2 separate regions of the Homo sapiens genome follow, and region 2 is linked to region 1. Evidence: chromatin contacts called from ENCODE Hi-C or POLR2A ChIA-PET data. All regions are on one chromosome and are shown on one strand. The core of a region is the stretch at or near the end of the contact, and the rest is flanking DNA. Distances in the headings are between cores, read along the strand shown. Region 1 overlaps PDE4D (phosphodiesterase 4D). Region 2 overlaps PDE4D (phosphodiesterase 4D).

Evidence for each region. Hi-C counts contacts between places; a loop is a spot of excess contacts on that map. ChIA-PET counts read pairs that join two places held with the same protein, here RNA polymerase II (POLR2A). Pooled maps may share reads with other maps.
Region 2: a map of gastrocnemius medialis shows a loop between it and region 1 (10-fold over the local background). The contact joins two enhancer-like sites. A Hi-C loop is called at or near these places in 1 of 168 maps with a recorded cell type or tissue (gastrocnemius medialis), 5 of 37 single-sample maps with no recorded cell type and 4 of 50 pooled maps. POLR2A ChIA-PET finds 5 or more read pairs at or near these places in 2 of 52 experiments (GM12878 and OCI-LY7).

The regions. Positions count from the first base shown.
Region 1 is chr5:59,560,797-59,564,940 of GRCh38, reverse strand. All of the region lies in intron 1 of PDE4D (phosphodiesterase 4D), which reads left to right. It overlaps LOC107986347 (a long non-coding RNA gene), which reads left to right. Exons shown (of 2, transcript XR_001742409.2): 1 at 1-4,144. Among named protein-coding and RNA genes, the nearest start is that of MIR582, 140 kb to the left of the region's middle. RefSeq lists an enhancer at 1,393-2,043. Within about 2 kb of position 1,825, at least 11 of the 41 ENCODE cell types and tissues checked have a DNase peak (open chromatin) inside an H3K27ac peak, as active enhancers do; they include gastrocnemius medialis, where a contact is called at or near this core.
Region 2 is chr5:59,615,969-59,620,112 of GRCh38, reverse strand. The region is part of intron 1 of PDE4D (phosphodiesterase 4D); the gene reads left to right. Among named protein-coding and RNA genes, the nearest start is that of MIR582, 86 kb to the left of the region's middle. Within about 2 kb of position 2,397, at least 2 of the 41 ENCODE cell types and tissues checked have a DNase peak (open chromatin) inside an H3K27ac peak, as active enhancers do; they include gastrocnemius medialis, where a contact is called at or near this core.

The DNA of each region.
Region 1 (4,144 bases), core at 576-3,075:
TCCTCTTCCTTTGAGACCCATCAGAAGGCTTGTCTCTTCTTGGAAGCTTCTCACCCCACTCCAGTGCTGCATCCCTAGTTTCTGTGCATCCCCTGCAACCTGTGCATCACTTTTTCAAACATCGCTCCTCAAGTAGCATTGTGCATGCTGTTTTCTTGCCTTTCTCACTCACACAAATGGGAGTTTCCTGGGGGCCCTTTGTCATCACCACCTGCCTGACTGGATACACTAACACTCAGCCTACCTGCCACCTACTTGGAACCTTACAGGTGTTTCTTTGATTAATTAATTAATTCATGTTTTCTCCTCTTCTGGTCAGTTCTTCCACTTTACCTGTGCTTGTTTGGATATGCAGAGCTCTAGCTGGCGAGAGTGTCCTTCTGGCTAGATTGTCTCACCAAAAAGAGAATGGGTTTTCCCCATCCGGGTGTCTCTTAATTTTTTCTTCCACTCGTGTTTGGACAAAATTATTTATTGACTGGAAGGACCACATGGCAACTCTTCATGGCTTTGAGGCCCCTTAATGAGTGTCCAAGGGAGATTCTCTCTCACTTCCAAGTTCATGGCAGACATTTACCTACCCAGTCAGCTTGAACTGAGCTCATAGAAGTTTTATTTCTGGCTTTTGCGGATCATTTTTTATGCTGTTCCTCTCACCTGAAGCTCCCTTTCTATCTCTCCCTAGTTGGATAATAGTACACATATTAAATGTGTACCTTGTACCAAGTATGCTGAGACCTGCTTATAACTAATTTTGCTTGATCTTCATGAATAGTGTTTTGAAATAGCATTTTTCTATCCCTGCAGATAGGAAAACTAGAAAACAAAGAATAAGTAACTTCCCCAAGCTCACATGACTTGTAAGTGGCAGAGCTGGGATTTGAACCCAAGCCCCTCTGAAGCTAAAGCCTGTAGAGTACATGCTCCCTTCCTCCACATCACACTGCCCCTGCTTGTTCACACTCAATGTGAGAATCCACTTCTCAAGTTTGTCTTGCTTATTCCAACCTGTTTTGCAATGAATCTCTTTCAACAGCTCTATAGTTCCTGGCACTCACTTGGCATCCATCATTTTCTATGTTGTCATGTTTGGTATCTTTTCATGTATGTAATGTGCATCTCTTCTTAGGAGTAAGACCAGAACTTTTCTGCTCTGCAGTTTTCTCCCTGTGAGGGATGGTGAAACTTGGTGGCTAAGAGCATGGTTTATACAGACAGACTTCTTAGGTTTATATTCTGGCTCTCCTCTGTACTTGCTGTATCAGCTAGGGCTGATGTCTTCACTTTTTTATGATTCCATTTCTACCTCTGTACAATAAGGCAAATATGAATACTTACCTCAGAGTGTTGTTGTGAAGATGGAATGAATTAATGGCCATAAAGCACTTACAGCTGTGTCTGGTACATAGTGACCACTCACTAATGGTCACTTATAATTCCTTCACAACCTGTAAGGGTCCTTTCCACCCAGGTGATGTCCCTATGTCTCAACTGAATGACTGGTTAGGGATATCTTTCCATGGGCTACTGTGGCTGCAGATAATTGCATTCTTATTTGAGAGTTATGTTAACTAGTGTGGGCTTTTATTTGCTTCTCTCTTTCTATCAATGAGTCCTGCTGCTTCAACCCTGGGTTAACTGAAATTTGAAACCTTTTTCTACTCAAATTCCTTTGATGCTGAAATTCCTCTGCGGTCACAGCTAAGCACTTTGTGTGGTAACCTTCTCTTCTGTCCTCAGGCCTGCTGAGATCATCTGCTCAGCAGCATGTCTGACACCTGTTGCCACCTCACCCAGCCACTTCCTTGGTGACCTGGCAATGCCCAGAGGGGCCCTGCCAGCTTGGAGCCCTGTGGCAATGCTGTTTGATTCAGCAAACTGATAGCCTTCTGACATCCTTTCTTCATTTTAGCAGCCAAATCACATGCACCTTAATATTTATCAATAGCTAAGCAACACCGGAAGGAAGTGAGACAGAGCCTCTGGGCTAGTCACTATCTCTGATTTTACAGAATGGTTAAGCCAGGTGTAAAATATCTCACAATAACATGCCCTGTTGTCCTGAGGATTCAATTCCACCGAGATATAATTACCATATGAGGAAGTGAGAAATAGGGTTTCTTTCTAATACACAGAAAATAGAAAATAAGATGCTTTTCTTGGCCACTGTTATCAGTTTCCTGTTAAGGTTCTGCTTTGTTTAAAACAGTCCTGTTTTGCTTAAAAACAAACTCTAAGGAATTTTTCTAAAACATGACTCAACCTAACTAGGTATATATACTGTACTTTAAAGTGAACATATTTGAAATAATTGTGAGTGACAAAGAGACGGAAAAACATAGATTTTGAAACTAGCATTATTCTAATGATTTTTATCCCAGTGGTTTATTTGGAAATGAATTTCCATTCACAACATCTTCATTTGTCTTCTAATTTTCATGCAATTTGAAAGGGTTAGTTTCCTTACCCACAGGATCATCCTGGTCAAATCTCAAAAGATTGGCTAGGGCATTCTGATTTTACAGGCAAATTTATATTTTGCCGTTTCAGGAAATAATTCCTTCATGGTTATCTTTTATAAAGAGCTTATTTGTATAATATATACACATAGTATATATCAAATAAAAGATCTGGTGTTATAAACATAAGAATAAGCAATTTCCCTTTTGTGATAGGAATATGAAATTCCTTCTGGTAGAGGACGTTTAAGAGCATGTCCAAAGAATGGCTAATCAATGAATTCTCTCATTTTGTAAGGAGACACTTAGATGCATTTCTGAAAAAAACAAAACAAAACAAAACAAAACAAAAAACACTTTGGGCTTTCTCTGTATTCTTCAAGCATTTCTAAACATTTATTGACATATGCAGTAGAGAAAAACTGGTATCAGGAGGAAGGCAGTAAGTAGCCAGCAGTCACAAGGTACAAAGAATAAAATGCATGCAAACATGTACAGTATTCACTTTCAGGAGTTAATCTACATTTTATTTAATTTTTTTTTTTTTTTTTGACAGCGTTTCACTCTTGTTGCCCAGGCTGGAGTGCAGTGGTGCGATCTCAGCTCACTGCAACATCTGCCTCCCGGGTTCAAGCAATTCTCCGGCCTCAGCCTCCCAAATAGCTGGGATTACAGGCATATGCCACCATGCCTGGCTAATTTTTTTGAATTTTTAGTAGAGACGGGTTTTTGCCATGTTGGTCAGGCTGGTCTCAAACTCCTGACCACAGGTGATCTGCCTGCCTCGGCTGCCCAAAGTGCTGGAATTACAGGCGTGAGCCACCATGCCTGGTCCCTTTTAAAATATTTTAACACTGAGACCATATTACTGATGTACTACTTCTTTCTAAAAGTAATTAGAATAAATGTACACCCTCTTCTTTAAACTTTGCATTTTTCAAATTTCCAAAAACAAAAACTAATTATAAGTAAATCCATAAGCAAAACGCTGTTAATTACCACTTCCAAAATCTGGAAGCGGTGACTTGCTTTACTAAGACAAGAAACTTTAGACAGGTGAATACTTTTAACAAGGAACACACTTAACTTTGTCTAATTGAGCAAATTACAAATCAGAGCTAGTAGCTTGTTAATTATAAGAATATCTCCATTACTTGAATACGTGTACTAGTCATGGTAGGCAAAATAATACTCCAATAACGGACGACCCCACTGTGGATCTGAGAACCCCGCAGGCCAGCAGTCTCCATGTGATTGCCAAAAGCAATGCCGCCATATAAACCACAGGTGTCTACCTTCACCATGACAGAAGAAAGGGTTAGAGATTCCAGAAGTCACAATTAAATGCTTCCACCCCGAAAAGTGGATCATATTTCATTTTCCAAAGCAATGCAACTTTGTTAACCTCAAAGAGGCAGGGAAGTACAATTTTCCTGTGGGGTTGGAAGAAGAAAACTGGAAATTGGTGAACAGTTTTGAAATGTCTGCCATAACTTTTAAGTGAGGAACTTAGTGTTCTCTTACTCTGTCATGTTTTTAAATATCTTTTTGATTGAAATCTTTCAAGGCTTTCCAGATCCCTGAAGATAAAATACAAACTCTCCAACAAGACCTTTTGGCCATCAGGAACGCAGCACCTGGCTCTCTCACTAGTATCCTCTCTCTGTTTGCCATGTCCCATTAAG
Region 2 (4,144 bases), core at 1,148-3,647, 55 kb before region 1:
ATCCTATTTCTGTTTGAGGTAGAAATCTGCTCCTGTACCTTGAGTCCCACCTGCTTCTGCCTTTTCAGTTGACTTGCTCCTTCACCTGCCACTTGTCTTGGATCACCAGCTTTAGCCATGGACTAAGTCTTTAACATGGGTATTTAAACATACTTAAAACACTTCCTTCAAAAAGCAAAGCATAACAGTGCTAAAGCAAATTTTCATGGGTCCTCCTCTGCCTACTGCCTTCCTCCCTCTAACAGCCAAATAATTTTGCATCTACTCTCAATTTTGCACTTTCCTACACCAAATATACTGACATTTTTAGTGCTAAATCCAGGAAATTTTTTCTTAGTCTTTGTTTTACTCAGATTCTCTTCAGTATTTGAAGAGTGTAGGCCACTCTCTGTGCATAAAACAGTCTATTCCTCCATGGGCTCCTAGCTAACAGCCTGCAGTTTGTCAGTTTTCTTTGGGGTTTCTTGATCCTCTGCCTACCACTGAAATGGCAGTGTTCTTTCGTCAGCACTTTCTGCTGTTACCCCATATTCCAGAGGTATTTAGCCATGGCTATGCATCAGAATCACCTGCAAAGCCTTTTAAAATGCAGCCATCCGCTTGCTATGCTCGATCATCTGAATCAGAATTACTAGGGATTGGGGCCCAGGCACCTAAGTTATTCAGAAATTCCACAGATGATTGTGATATGCTGGTGGTCTTCTTCACATCCATGCCTTCTCAGGCATTCCCTTTATCAGTCTTTCATCTGGATATCCTAGACCCTAGGCTTATATTTTAGATATGTCTGCACAAGATGTCCAAACTCACTGATGTGTCCAAGAGAGCCTCCTTGCCTCCATTCCCTTCCCATCTCATCCAATCTGCTCTACCACCTCCCCCTTTTCTCCTCCCCCATATTTCAGTCTGAATGAGTGACATCAGATTTTATTAAATTGTACAAGCCAGAAACTTGATAATCATTTTGAATTGTTTTATTTATCCCTCATGTCCAATCAATTGTCAAGTCATATCAGTTTCACCTCTAGTATTCTCCAAAGTTTTTTATATACATGGGTATTACTTTAGGTTAAGCTAAGTCAGTCTGTGTTGCTATAACAAAATACCTAAAACTGGGTAATTTATAATGAACAGAAACTCATTTCTTACAGTCTGGAAGCTGGAAAGTCCAATATCAACGTGCCAGCATCTTGCGAGGGCTTTCTTGTTGTGACATCATATGGCGGAAAGTGAGAGGGCAGGAGAGAGCAAGAAGGGACTGAACTTGCCCTTATAAGGGCACCAATGCCTCCCATGAGGGTGGAGCCCTCATGACCTAATTACCTCTTAAAGGTCCCACCTCTTAATACTGTTACAATGACTATTAAATTTCAATATGAGTTTTGGAAGGGGAGAAACATTCAAACCATAGCAGCCACCATCATCTGTCTTCTGAAATATTACCACCACCTCCTGACTGTATCCTCTGTGTTTGGCTTTGCTTACTCCCACTAATCTGTTTTTCACACAATGCTCAGAACATTTTTTTCTAGAGGATAAATATGATAATATATATTTCCTGCTTAAGACTTTTCAGTGACTATCTGTTGCTTTCAGAATAGAGGCCAAGCTGTAACATGGCATATATGGCCCATCAGAACCCGACGCCTGTTCTGTTCTTTTGTCAGGTCCTCTCTTTCATTCTGCACACAGTTTTCATCACAATTCTCTGGCGTTCATGATTCTCTCTTGTCTCTGAGCCTTTGTTTCTTTGCTGTTTTTGCCTAGAACACCCTCTTCCTCTTGGCTCAGGTCTTACATCTTCCATTCCTGTCAAGGTAACTCCTCCTCATGTTCCAGCTCATATCTGATATATCATCTTTTAAAAGGATGTCTGCCTAAACCTGTAGAATGGGCTTAAGAGGGCTTCCTGTTTATTCTCATACTGTGTACAATGAAAATCTACTCATTGATTTACTTCTCTCTCCCACCCAACTTTATGTTCCTTTAACATAGAAACTTTTAGGCATCGAAGAATTCTTTTTTTTACATGACACATAAACTCTCAATGATTGTTGAAGGAATGAAATGAGGAGTATTCAGAACTGTTAGTAAAAAAAAAAATCAGAAAATAATGATCAAGAGAGGCTTTATAAAGGGAAAGTCAGTAGTTGAAAAGCTAGAAGTAGAATGAGCTGACTGACTTGAAAAGAGGCCACTACTTAGTGAAAAGCACTTCATTGGTATGGTAGGAGTTGAAGTCAGAATGCAGAAAATTGAGGAATGAGTGGTGTATGAGTTTTCTGCTGAAACAAAGTACTAGAAACAGAGTGGTTTAAACAGAAATGTGTTGTCTCACAGTTATGGAGGTGAGAATTCTACGATCGAGGTGTTGGCAGGGCCATGCTCCCTGTAAAGGAGCTAGGGAAGGAACTGTTCCAGTTCTCTCTTGTAGCTTCTGGTAGTTCCTTTGCTTGTAGCAGCATCCATCCAGTCTTCACATAGTGTTCCTTCTGTGTACGTGTTTGTCTCTTCACATGGTGTTCTTTTTATAAAGGCGTGAGGCACACTGGATTAGGGACCTACTCTCTTGCAATATGTCCTCATCTTCACTTAATGAATCATACCTGCAACAATCCTATTTCCAGTAAGGTCACATTCTCACGTACGAGGAGTTAGGACTTCAACACATGATTTCTGGGGGAGACGCAATAAAGTGTTGGACTTGGGTTTATTCGTGGTGCTATTATTGTCATACATTCATAGATCAATATTAGCTTTTAATCTCTTATTTTAGAGTCCACATTGTAGCATAATATTTACTGTGGTTGCCATGGAAGAGAAGTTAGTAAATGACTTTCACTATACAGGGCTACCACACTGGTTTCCAAATTGAGCTCTTCAAGGTTGAAGATGGAGGACGATGGAGCTCCTCCACCACAGCACCCTCTCTTTGCCTAATTTACCCATAAGCAAAGCAAGGTTTGAAATCCACCTATCTAAAATAAGACTTTTAGACATGTTGGAGGATATATTTTTAGTCATAATGTTGATAGCAAATAAGAAGAGAAGATACACCCTCAGCAATTGGAGACAAGAAAATCTGATGCATAATTTAAAAGAAGAAAACGACAAAAAGTACGAAATCTTATGTGCACTTATTACCTAATACTTTAAAATCTTGGAGATATATATATATATATATATATATATATGTAATTATTAGGTCTAAGTAATACACAAAGTTAAACCCTTCACTATCTTAGTTGGAATACGTATAGAGGTATAGATATATATAGATATCCTTTCCCACACTTATTTTAGCTCTTGAAATGCATAGAATAGGAAAAAAATCAGAATTATAATCTCCATGGGAGCAACTTTATACCAAAAAACACAGAAGCAATTATATTTGAAACCTGCTAGAGTACAAAATTCTAGATTATCTTTAGCAGTTTACTTTTATTTTCATGGATAAAATTTGAAAAGACAAGGGCCAGTGACTCATTCTACCATTTGAGAGCATCGCTAGGGAGCATGACATTATCACAGAGACAGATATATGGTGACTTGGAAATTTTTTGTAGGTAATTCCTATTCTTAAACTTAATATGAGTTGCCAATTTGGAACACTGCTACATTATATTTATCACAGAGTTATAACTTTTAATGGTTTGAGGGATCATAGATCTGACCACATCAATATTTGGCTCATTTTCAAAATAGAAAGTGCTGAAACACCAAAATACTGAGCTGAATTCTTTAAAACTTTAAAGCTGAAAAACCACTCATGTACATAAAGTGAAATAAGAATCAACCTAGTGTAAATGGCTGCATTTTTGAAATTCCATTGTAAATCTTAATAAAAAATATTGTTTTAAAAAGCCAGCATGTTTGGAAATGGGTGTAATTTGCATTAAAATCAGATGAGATTATTTCTTGGTTTTACTACTAAGACACATGGACACAGGAAGGGGAACATCACACACCAGGGCCTGTTGTGGGGTGGGGGAAGGGGGGAGGGATAGCATTAGGAGATATACCTAGTGTTAAATGACGAGTTAATGGGTGCAGCACACCAACATGGCACATGTATACATATGTAACTAACCTGCACATTGTGCACATGTACCCTAAAACTTAAAGTATAATTGAAAAAAAAAAA